2 separate regions of the Homo sapiens genome follow, and region 2 is linked to region 1. A link is a loop called in an ENCODE intact Hi-C map of the cell type or tissue named here. Cell type or tissue: PC-3. All regions are shown on one strand. Each heading gives the region's core, and the rest is flanking DNA. Links, peaks and the distances in the headings are about the cores only.

The links. Hi-C counts contacts between places; a loop is a spot of excess contacts. Peaks named below come from ENCODE experiments on the same cell type or tissue, not always from the same donor. Only the 100,000 strongest peaks of a DNase experiment are listed, where the experiment ranks them.
Region 2: it touches region 1 in a loop (10-fold over the local background); 18 of 110 quality-filtered maps call a loop at or near these places.

The regions. Positions count from the first base shown.
Region 1 is chr3:50,969,913-50,972,819 of GRCh38, reverse strand. All of the region lies in intron 5 of DOCK3 (dedicator of cytokinesis 3), which reads right to left. Among named protein-coding and RNA genes, the nearest start is that of MIR4787, 300 kb to the right of the region's middle. RefSeq lists a silencer at 1,189-1,248. In PC-3, for the core only: a CTCF peak has its summit at 1,195 (motif pointing left); a DNase peak (open chromatin) is centred at 1,209.
Region 2 is chr3:50,623,522-50,626,428 of GRCh38, reverse strand. All of the region lies in intron 2 of MAPKAPK3 (MAPK activated protein kinase 3), which reads right to left. Among named protein-coding and RNA genes, the nearest start is that of MAPKAPK3, 7.8 kb to the right of the region's middle. RefSeq lists an enhancer at 167-943 and silencers at 2,235-2,334, 2,365-2,414. In PC-3, for the core only: no CTCF peak of the experiment used is centred there; a DNase peak (open chromatin) is centred at 1,578; H3K27ac peaks cover 1,345 bases.

The DNA of each region.
Region 1 (2,907 bases), core at 102-2,601:
ACAAAGCTATAGTAACCAAAACAGCATGGTACTGGTACAAAAACAGACACATAACCAATATAACAGCATAGAGAAACTAGAAATAAATCCACCAGGAAACCTCAGTGCTTGTGTTTCCACATCACTGGAGTCCTAGCAGACATTTCTCCGCACCCACATGAATTGCAGCAGGCACACAGGGCTGGCTGAACCGAGGAGAGCTTCAGGGTTCCCAGTGTCCCAGTCCTCAGGGAATGTTGTTCCTAAGGCAAGAGTGCAACCCGCCAAAGGGGCACCCCTTGAGACAAAAGAGACCACAGTGCATGCTTTCCCTTGCCTTAGAGCTGCCCATCTGTGGGGTAGAAGTGACTGCACCACTTCCAGTGGAAATGCAGATGTTGTGCTTAGTTCTAAAAGGGAAGAGTGTGGTTCCATCCCAGGAGCCAGGCAGCCTCAGTGCTCAGGCGCAGATACAGAGAGGGAGACTTCTCTCCCACCATTACCCACCACTGCACACAAAGCCATGGCTACTCCTGCAGGAGGCTGGCAAAGGCACACTGGAGGATGCCTATTCTAGGGCGATTAGGGGGCAGCAGCATCCCCACTGGTGGTGTGCCCATCAGGCCCAGCCTTGCACAAAATGCAGGGCCCCTCCCAGTAGCAGCATACCTGCAGTGAAGAGCAGGACAACCACAGAGCTGTGTGCTTTGGGATGAGGGAGGAAGTTCCACAAAGAAGACATTTTGACTGTGAGCCACAAGATAGATATCTTCACAGCTCTTGGCTACACTGCAGCCTGGAGATAGAAAGCATTGTCTGTCCAATCTGAGTGTTCCGAGCACTGGACAAGAGCATGACAGGGAAGTGGATCATATTCCTGCCTGTATAGGTCATGGAGCTGGGGCAGCAACCCCACCTCCTGTGGGGACCTCAGCAGATTTCACCAGGAGCTCCCCTTGCCAGTCTAATCAGTGCTGGTGCTTGTGCCTGGCACTGGGGTATCTGAGAGTAAGCATGGGGGTTCAGATCTGCCTGGCTTTGTTCCCCACCTCAGTTACTGAGCAGGGATCTAAGGCCACTGTGTATTCTATAGACCAGCCCAGTTCCTGAGGCAACAGAGAGCTGCTTCTGGTAAATAAAGTCCTTTATCTGTCTAGCATATACACATCTGCTTCTGCCTCAGCCAGCCCTTACCTGTAAGCGCCACCTACTGGCCTACAGGTTGAACTGCAAAACCCAATATAAAATCTGCTGACACAAGTGCACAGCACCAGGAAACAAGGTTAGTTTCCTGAGACCTCGCCAACCTGGTCCCGCAAGAGGGAGTGAGACTGTTCATACATCTAGTGCATTGTTACTACAACCAGCATTTAAGAAAACCACCCCACAAAGGTTGTCTATTACAAGGAGTTCATATAGTCTTTACCACTAAAAGCATCCAGAACCTAATGACCCTATACAACATACATTATAGTCACATCTTCAAGGGGAAAAACTAATACCATCCAACATAAGTAAATTCAAAAATAAGAAAAATAGTTTATTTAGAAAAGAAGGAAACAGAGAAACAATTCTGAAAATATAAAAAAACAGCATTACAACACCCCCAAAGGATCACACTAATTCCTCAGCAATAGATCATACTAACCAAAATGAAATCTTTGAAATACCAGATAAAGATTTCAAAACTGATTTTAAATAATCTCAGTGGGGCTGAGCATGATGACACACAGCTGTAATCCCATCACTTTGGGAGGACAAAGCCAGAGGATCACTTGAGGCCAGGAGTTCAAGACCAGCATGGGAAACATAGTGAGTCCCCTATCTCAAAAAAAAAAAATTAAAAATTAAAATAAAAAAAATATATATATATACACACACACACACACACATTATATATATATATATATATATATATATATATATATATATATATATATATATATATAAAAATTAGATGAGTGTGGTAGTATGTGCCTGTAGTCCCAGAAACTTGGGAGGCTGAAGGATCACTTGACCCCAGGAGTTCATGGCTGCAGTGAGCTATTTTTGCACCACTGCACTGCAGTCTGGGCAAGAGAGTGATACCCTGTTTTAAATTAAAAAAAAAAAAGGCTCAATGAGATCTAAGAAAAAGTTGAAAACCAACACAAAGAAATCAGAAAAAAATATTTAGGACATAAATGAAAAATTTACTGAAGAGATACACACTTTTTAGAAAAACCAAATAGAACTTCTGGAAATAAAATGTTCACTGAAGACAATAGACTAGAACAAGCAGAGGAAAGAATCTCAGAGCTTGAAGACAGGTCTTTCTAATTAACCCAAACAGACAAAAATAAAGAAAAAAGATTTAAAAAGTGAAAAGCCTTCAAGAAGTAAAGGATTATGTAATATATCCAAACCTATGTGTTATAAATATTCCAAATGGAGAAGAAAAAGAAAAAGTTTTGGTATACCTATTTGAGGAAATAATTGAGGAAAATTTCCATAGTCTTGCTAGAGATTTAGATATCCAGATATGAGAAGCTCAGAGAACTCCATAAAGATATACTGCAAGACAGACCTCAGCAAGACATAGTCATCCAACTATCTAAAGTGAACGTAAAGGAAAAAATCCTAAAATCAGCAAAATAAAAGCATATAATCACCTATAAATGAGTCACATCAGACTGACAGCAGACTTCTCGGCAGAAACTTTATAAGCCAGAAGAGACTGGGTCCTATTTTCATAGTTTTTTTCTTTTCTTTTCTTTTCTTTTCTTTTTTAAGATGGAGTCTTGCTCTGTTGCTCAGGCTGGAGTGCAGTGGCGCTATCTCGGCTCACTGGAAGCTCCGCCTCCCGGGTTTACACCATTCTCCTGCCTCAGCCTCCAGAGTAGCTGGGACTACAGGCGCCCGCCACCATGCCCAGCTAAGTTTTTTTGT
Region 2 (2,907 bases), core at 111-2,610, 350 kb after region 1:
GGTGGTCAGGTGCAGGGTGCCAGCTAGAGAGTCTTGAGTGTTCACACCAGCTAGTGCAGGTGCAGCTCACACTCAGCTCTGCCCTCTGTAAAAATGGCGGTAGGTTGCACCTCATACCTTGAGCCCTCCCAGACTCCCACCAGCTCCTCTGGCTGGCTCTAAGGCTCTGACTCAGGTCAGATCTCAGCCCTGTCTATACCTCACTGTGGCTAGGGAACCCTTGGGGGTCGTACTGTGCCTAGTCCCACACAATTGTCCCAAGCAAAAGTCTCAGACCATTGGGCCGTAAAAGGAGACCCAACAGCAGAGACTGCAGCTGAAGTTGACTTCACACAAGCCATGGGGGGGTGGCGGGGGACCTCCTCAGGTTACAGCTCAGCCCAAGAACTCCTGAGTCCACTGTTCTGACTGCCAAGGCTGCTGACACCTGGTCAAGGCGGGCAGCAGGAGGGGACACTGTGAGTGGCATGGGTACAGCACTCACTCCTCCTTCCTTCCCCACCCCCACCCTCCCCTGGGGTGGGGGTGGGGGAGTGAGCTGCCCGCTGACCAGGATGAGTCCTTAGCACCTGACCTGGCCCTGCTCTGTCCTCCGCCTGCCCTCAGCCTGCCAGGCTGCAGAAAAGAGGCCATGAGGCCTGAAACACACGAGACAGGCAAACTGGCAAGGCCCGGGAGAGCGGGGACAGAGCGATAGCAGGAGAAACAGGTGGAAAAGGAGAAATGAGAGGGACGAGGAGGCAGAGGACAGAAAGATCGCTAGTGCCATGAGGAGAAGGCAGCAAAGACAAAGCCCTAGTCTAAAGAAAAAGGCAACCCTAATCCCAAACCCGCCTCAAAAACAAAAGCAATCTTTTCAGCATCTCTGGCCTGTCTAGTGCTGAAAGGGCCTCCTGAGGCTCCTTGTTCCCCAAACGGGAGCCTCGTGTTCCTGCTCTAAGCCAAACCTCCACGGTTCCCACACAGCAGGATTTTAATCACAATTGCACAGGGCCTAATCCACTTAGTTCCAAACGGGCAGGAGGGTGGGGAGGAGCCCAGGACCCAGAGCTCCCTTCACGCCATTCTTTCCTGTCCCTCAAGGGGCTGGGTTCCCCAGGTGCAGGGCGCACCCAAGTGAGTCCTCATAAAAACCAATAATGTTTCACCAGCAAATGCACCCAGGCCACCCCAAATGAGAGCCCTGCCTTCTGAGTGTCTGCCGGCCTATGTTGTCTCATAGCATGAATGCAGGGATAGTAACAGTCACCGAGACTGGATCCTACTCCCCACCACATATTCAAACCCAGGGTTCAACTGCACCACAAAGATGATGGTTTTGCAAAAGATTATGAAACTGCCTTTAGTCCAAAGTCACTTGGGGAGAATGTCACAGAAAGCATTTTAAGCCGAGAGCACTGTTCCTCTCTCAACCCCAAGATGGGGCCTTTCATCTGGGACCACACAAGATGTCCAATAGATGGAGGGAGAGCAGTAGAACTAATGTTCTCCAGGGAAAACACCAGTGCTCACAGGAGCCATGGTCTCACTGTCCTGAGAGCAGCAGAGCCAGCTCTCCAGGAAGCGCTTTGTGCACACTCTCATGGCACAGGTATGCTTGGAATGCCTCTCACCTAGGGATGTCCTCAGCTCTTGCCCATGGGCCTTCACCATTAGACATGGCAGCCTGGAGCCAAGGGAGGTTGCGGGCTTACAGAGCCAGATGTTCCAACTACTGCCTCCACCCAGAGATCTTCCATGATGATGTCCCCAGCAGAGGAAAATGAGGGATCTAACTCCACTTCCCCAGGTGTGAAGCTCAGAAGAGATACAACAGACCTCTGTTGTAATGAAAACTGAGTCCTTCCCATATAGTCTGAACAACAGCCCAAGTGACCCAGGAGTCCCTGCAGCACCCTCAGCAATGGTGCTCTACCCTTCAAGGCCCTACACAAACGCCTCTTCCTCCACAGATTCCTCTGGTCCTCCCTCAGCTTCCCAGTCTTTGTCAGGACTTTGACACCGGCCCTGCTGAGGTCAACCACATCCTGCCAGAACACAGGTCTGCGAGTGGGAAACTGGTACTCCACAGCAGGTGCTGAATGTCTAAACCAGGCATATTGTCACACACATGCACACACACATACACATACACACACACACACACACACGTGAGTGCACACACACACAGGCACACACATACACCCTGTGCCTTCCTCTGTCATCCACATCCTTCTCAAACCAGAGGTCTGAATTAAACTGGCAACCTCTTCCAGGAAGCCTCTCCTAGCTGGCCCAGCCCAGATACAGTTTCCACTCGCCCACTCACCAGTCTGATTTCCTGCCCGTGGTGCTCTGGGCTCTGCCCAGCTGCACTTGTCTGAGACTCACAAGGCCTGGGAAAAGGCACACGACCTTTCTGAGGTGGCCTTCACAGTCATCATGGTCCTTGTGTGCTGGCCTCATGGGACTGCCACCTGTCCAATCACTGGCACAGAGTTCCATACAGTGAGGAGGACTGAGCAGATGTAGGTAGACACTGGCAGCATCACTCAGGGCCCAGCTGGGGCTGCCAGGGCTCCCAGTGGAGCCAGAGAGGACAATGCCAGCATCTTTCCAAGGACCAAGTCTCAGAGACCCTCCCGTGTCCCCACAGACTTGCATGAGGAGTGAGATGACTTAGATGCTAGGACTCTGGCATCAAACTGCCTAGGCTCACAGCTCAGCCCTGCTACCCACTAGTTGAGCACTTTGGGCAAGCTGCTGACCTCTGAACCTCATCCATATAATGGGAGTGATAAGAGTTAGGTAAGACAACTCATTCTGTGCCTTGTTGTGCACTGTGGACAGGGCCCGCTGGGCAGAATGCTCTGAAAAACTGTTAGCCGTTTATGGGGGTATCAGAATCCACAGCACCAAGGCCTGAAT